Regions from separate parts of the Homo sapiens genome. Here region 2 is linked to region 1. Evidence: read pairs that join two places in POLR2A ChIA-PET (ENCODE). Cell type or tissue: OCI-LY7. All regions are shown on one strand. Each heading gives the region's core, and the rest is flanking DNA. Links, peaks and the distances in the headings are about the cores only.

The links. Peaks named below come from ENCODE experiments on the same cell type or tissue, not always from the same donor. Only the 100,000 strongest peaks of a DNase experiment are listed, where the experiment ranks them.
Region 2: POLR2A ChIA-PET joins it to region 1 with 11 read pairs; 15 of 35 experiments call an interaction of 5 or more read pairs at or near these places.

Annotation. Positions count from the first base shown.
Region 1 is chr1:11,771,496-11,774,403 of GRCh38, reverse strand. C1orf167 (chromosome 1 open reading frame 167) reads right to left here. Exons shown (of 21, transcript NM_001010881.2): 7 at 2,768-2,880; 8 at 2,145-2,322. Among named protein-coding and RNA genes, the nearest start is that of C1orf167-AS1, 6.7 kb to the left of the region's middle. In OCI-LY7, for the core only: no CTCF peak of the experiment used is centred there; a DNase peak (open chromatin) is centred at 1,693; H3K4me3 peaks cover 514 bases; H3K27ac peaks cover 1,427 bases.
Region 2 is chr1:11,898,979-11,901,886 of GRCh38, reverse strand. No RefSeq gene overlaps it. Among named protein-coding and RNA genes, the nearest start is that of RNU5E-1, 7.7 kb to the left of the region's middle. RefSeq lists an enhancer at 2,498-2,908. In OCI-LY7, for the core only: no CTCF peak of the experiment used is centred there; a DNase peak (open chromatin) is centred at 1,226; H3K4me3 peaks cover 264 bases; H3K27ac peaks cover 580 bases.

The DNA.
Region 1 (2,908 bases), core at 225-2,724:
AAATAACGTGCAATCAAAAAAATGAAGGGGAGCCTATAGTTTACAAAGATTTTAACAGGCCGGGCGTGGTGGCTCACACCTGTAATCCCAGCACTCAGGGAAGCCGAGGTGGGAGGATTGCTTGAGCCCAGGCTGGAGTGCAGTGGTGCGATCATGGCTCACCAGTGGGACTCTGTCTCTACCAAAATTTTTTAAAATTCGCCAGGCATGGTAGCTCACACCTGTAATCTCAGCACTTTGGGAGGTCAAGGTGGGCGAATTGCTTGAGTCCAGGAGTTCGAGGCCAGCCTGAGCAACGTGGCAAAAAATTAAATCTCTACAAAAAATTTAAAAATTAGCCAGGTGTGGTGGTATGCACCTATAGTCCCAGCTACTTGGAGGCAGAGGTGAGAGGATCCCTTGAGCCTAGGAATTTGAGGCTACAGTGAGACATGATTGCACCACTGCACTCCAGCCTGGGTGACACAGTAAGACCCTGTCTCTATTTTTTTTTAATTAAAAATAAAAAGACTTGAATGACTTATCAACCAACTGCCATACATGGACCTCATTGCAAACTCTAATACAATATATACTTGCAAATGTGAATACTGGCCAGATATTCGTGAGTATTAAGGAACAGTTGTTTCATTATTTTTTAGTTGTGAGAGTGGTATTGTGGTTATGTTTTTATTATTTATTTATTTACTTATTTCTGAGATGGAGTCTCACTCTGTCGCCTAGGCTGGAGTGCAGTGGCACGATCTCGGCTCACTGCAACCTCTGCCTCCCGGGTTCAAGCAATTCTCATGCCTCAGCTTCCCGAGTAGCTGGGATTACAGGTGTTCACCATCATACTCGACAAATTTTTGTATTTTTAGTAGAGATGGGGTTTCACCATGTTGTCCAGGCTGGTCTCAAACTCCTGACCTCAAGTGATCCACCTGCCTCGGCCTCCCAAAGTGCTGGGATTACAGGCATGAGCCACCGCGCCCGGCCAGTGGTTATGTTTCTAAAGAGTCCTTATCTTTTAGAGAGGCATATAAAAATATTTATGGATGAAATGGTATAATGCATGGGATTTGCCTCAAAATAATTTGGAGCGGGGGATGTATTTGGAGTACACATGAAACAAGCTTCAAGAGAGGCTGATTTTGTTGAAGCTGGGTAATTGGTGCGCTGGGGTTTATTATCCTATCTGCTCTACTTTTGAGTAAGAAAAATGCCCCACAGGCCGGGTGCGGTGGCTCATGCCTGTAATCCCAGCACTTTGGGAGGCCGAGGTGGGTGGATCACCTGAGGTCAGGACCAGCCTGACCAATATGGTGAAACCCTGACTCTGCTAAAAATACAAAAAAAATTAGCCGGGCGTGGTGGCATGTGCCTGTAGTCCCAGGTACTTGGGAGGTGAGGCAGGAGAATCGCTTGAGCCCAGGAGGTGGAGGTTGCAGTGAGCCGAGATCGTGCCACTGCACTCTAGCCTGGGTGACAGAGCGAGACTCCGTCTCAAATAATAATAATAATAATAATGCCCCATAATAAAAAGTTAACCACCAGGGAGCAAAAAAAGAAACTCATAGATCTGTGTTCCTTCTCTTCACAACACTTAAGCCAGGTGGTATTCACATACACCCTTGGGACTGCTAGTTTCCTGTCTGTTCCCCCACCAGCCATGGGTTCCACTGTGATGATGGGCAGAGGTGGGAGGCCGGGACTAAGCTTTGCTTATATCCAAATCCCAGCCAGTGGGGCGGGCTAGCATGTTCTAGGCATGCTCAGTCGATGGCTGCTTTCATTTCCTATTTGCATCCTTGCCTCTCAATACTAGGAGTCAAGAGCTGACTTAAAGGGAAGTGGGGGCCAGGCATGCTGGCTCACGCCTGTAATCCCAGCACTTCTGGAGGCCAAGGTGGGCAGATCACTTGAGTTCAGGAGTTCGAGACCAGCCTGGGCAACATGGTGGAACCCTGTCTCTATCAAAAATACAAAAAAATTAGCTGTGCGTGGTGGCACATGCTTATGGTCCCAGCTACTCGAGAGGCTGAGGTGGGAGGATTGCTTGAGCCAGGGAGGTGGAGGGTGCAGTGAGCAAGATGGTGCCACTGTACTTCAGCCTAGGTGACAGAGTGAGACCTCATCTCAAAAAAAAGGGAAGGGCATCCTACCTGCACAGCCAAGCTCTCTGGTGCTGGGGGCTCAGTGGGGCCACCCAGGCTACACCTGCAGCAGTAGAGTGCCAGGCCTGGGGGAAGCTCCCTGTCCTCTGTGTGGCCCTGGTGGCCTTCCGCAGAGTCTCCCTCTCCTGTCTGGCCCGTTTCTTCTGTTGGCACCACAGGAAGAACACTAAGGAGAGAGGGAGGAGGGAGAGAAAAGAGAGAGTAAGCAGATGGGAGGATCTGAGCCAGGAGGGGCCCCTGACATGTGGGGTGCCTGTCGCAGGGCACCCCCCATCTCTGAGTAAGTGAAGTCTAGCTCCAATACTCCAGCCTCTGGTGTGGGCCTGCATCAGTGTATCAGCCCAGAAATGCAGGCCGTGCTCCTCTCATGCTGTGTGTCCTCAAACAAGTCACTTAACTTATCTGTGCCTCAGTTCCCCATCCGTAAAATGGGCACAGTTCCTCTTGGGGGTCACTGTGAGGCTCAAATGAGATTGTCTCTGGGAATGTGCCAAAGCAGATGCAAAATAAACATTCATTCGCCCAGGGTCCCCCGCCCCTGCCCAGTGTGGAGCTCAGGCCCTGCGTGGCCAGGCTCCATCTCCCCGCTTTCCCAGCACCCCACGTCTCACCAGCCAGTTGCAGGGCCTGCAGGATCTGGACTCTCTCGTGTCTGCTGTCTGTTCTCTGCCTAGGATGTGACAGAAGCCGCTGAGCAATCTCCTCCTCCCTCAGACTTCCTGGACTAAAAGCAAAGTTGCCCAGAGAGAAGC
Region 2 (2,908 bases), core at 218-2,717, 130 kb before region 1:
CACTGCACCTGGCCATTCTTTTTTTTTTTTTTTTTTTGGCAGAGTCTCACTCTGTCACCCAGGTTGGAGTGCAGTGGTGTGATCTCGGCTCACTGCAACCTGCATCTCCTGAGTTCAAGAGATTCTCCTGCCTCAGCCTCTTGAGTAGCCACCACGCCCGGCTCATTTTTGTGTTTTTAGTAGAGATGGGGTTTCACCATGTTGGCCAGGCTGGTGTCGAATTCCTGACCTCAGGTGATCCTCCCGCCTCGGCCTTCCAGCACAGCTATAGGCGTGAGTCACTGTGCCCAGCCTCTTTTTTTTTTTTGAGATGGAGTTCGCTCTGTCACCCAGGCTGGAGTGCAGTGGTGTGATCATAGCTCACTGGAGCCTCAACTTCGCTGGCTCAGGTGATTCTCCCACCACAGCCTCCTGAGTAGCTGGGACTAGAGGCACTCATGCCACCATACTGGCTAATTTTTTGTATTTTTTGCAGAGACGGGGTTTTTCCATGTTGCCCAGGCTGGTCTTGAACCCCTGGGCTCAAGCCATCCGCTAGCCTCGGCCTCCTGAAGTGCTGGGATTACAGGTGTGAGCCACCATGCCGAGCCTTTAAAAAGTTACCGTAAATATATTTGACATTTTGAAATTCTGTGTGTCAAAAATAATCAAGCAAAAAGGTGAGCCTCCCACCAGAATCATACTTGCAATACACCAAAGGGTTAACAATTGTACTATATCAAAAAGCCTTACAAATTAATGAGATAAAGCTGGGTGCGGTGGCTCACGCTTGTAATCCCAGACCTTTGGGAGTCTGAAGAGGGCAGATGGCTTCAGCCCAGGAGTTCAAGACCAACCTGGGCAATGTGGTGAAACCCTGTATCTAAGAAAAAAAAAAAAAGAAAAATTAATGGGATCAATACTAAACTGCAATAGAAAATCATTGATAGTAGAGAGAAAAATTTTCCAGAAGAAATGTACATGTCTAATAAATATGTGAAAACCTGTTTGGTCTTACTAGTAATCAGAGGACTCCAAATACAAGCAACTCTGTATGTCACGTCCCATCTATTACATTAGCAAATACTTTTAAAATATAAAATTCAGAGGCAGCCATGTTACAGTGAAACAGGAACGCAGATGCCACAGGTAGAAATAGGAACTGGCCCAATCTTACTAAAATGTCACTTGATGATATGTATCAAGAGCCCTAAAAAAAGTGTTTTTTGAGACACAGTTTCTCTCTGTTGCCCAGGTGGGAGTGCAGTGGTGCGATCTTGGCTCACTGCAGCTTCTGCCTCCAAGGTTCAAGCAGTTCTCGTGCCTCCGTCTCCTGAGTAGCTGAGACTGCAGGTGTGTGCCACCATGCCTGGCTAATTTTTGTATTTTTAGTAGAGACAGGGTTTCACCATGTTGCTCAGACTGGTCTTGAACTCCTGGCCCCAAGTGATCCACCCACCTCAGCCTCCCAAAGTACTAGGATTACAGGTGTGAGCCACCGCGCCCAGCCTAACAAAAGTATTTTAACAGTTAATATATGTCAAGCCAATAATTTCACATGTGGGAATACATCCTAAGGAAACAGAAATGTACAAAAATGTGTGCAAAGAAACACACTTTTTTTTTTTTTTGAGACAGAGTCTCATTCTGTCGCTCAGGATGGAGTACAGTAGTACAATCTCAGCTCAACCTCCACCTCCTGGGTTCAAGTGATTCTCCTGCCTCAGCCTCCTGAGTAGCTGGGATTACAGGCATTCGCCACCACGCCCGGTGAAATTTTTTTTTTTTTGAGACAGAGTCTTGCTCTGTTGTCCAGGCTAGAGTGCAGTGGCACTATCTCGGCTCACTGCAACCTCCACCTCCCAGGTTCAAGCGATTCTCCTGCCTCAGTCTCCTGAGTAGCTAGGATTACAGGCACCAGCCACCATGCCCGGCTCATTTTTTTGTATTTTTAGTAGAGACAGGGTTTCACCGTGTTAGCCAGGATGGTCTTGATCTCCTGACCCCGTGATCCACCCACCTCAGCCTCCCAAAGTGCTGGAATTACAGGCGTGAGCCACAGGGCCTGGCCAACAGTAATTTTTATAATCAGAAGAATAAAAGAACAATGATATTGAAAAGAGAGGGAAAGAGAGAGAGGGAAGGGGAGAGATGCAGAGCTTACAAACAAGGGCATCTGACTGGGGAGGGGTCAGGAGCTGAGAGGGGAAGATAAGGGCCCAGAAGTGGAAGGGGGTCTTGCTAAGGCCCATTACATGATGTCACCTGGGCCCTTGGGGGCTGCAGTTTGCAGTAGCTCAGGAGGGCATGCCTCAGCCCTGGGGCCCCACCCCTATTCTCCCGGCTCTCTTCTCTCTTGCACCATCTCTCCCCATTTCCAAGGAAGGTGGCTGCCCCTGCCAGATGCAGACGCATTGCACCGACCTCATTGTCTAGCTTTAACTAACTTGAAAGCAAGGGATAGGAGGGAGGAAAGGAACAGAGTCCCCTAGGAATGTTAGAGGCAGGGGGATGGGAAATTCTGCAGCCCAGCTGAGAGTGGGAGCCCGTTGGTTTGGAGGGGATAAAGCATAAGACCAAAGTACAAATAATGATCCGATGGGCCAGCCTGTGATGCCTGCTCAGAGGCACTAGAGTGGTCCCAGAGAAAGCGCTAGAGACAATTTTAGGAGACAGAAAGCAGGATTTGATCACCCAAGGACAGAATCTGAGGCAAGGAAGAGCTGGGGGGCTCTGTGCCGGTCTGAGCCCTTGAAACAAATCCTACATAGGGGATTGCTACGGGGCTAGCGGTCTCAGGGACTCCAGGGCTGAGTCCTGGCCGTGAACCCCGCGGGCGCCCGCATTTCAGCACCGGGGACAGGGGCCGACCTCGGATCCAGGTGGGTCCTCAGATCCACTGGCGGCTCCGTAGCTCCACTAGTTCCTG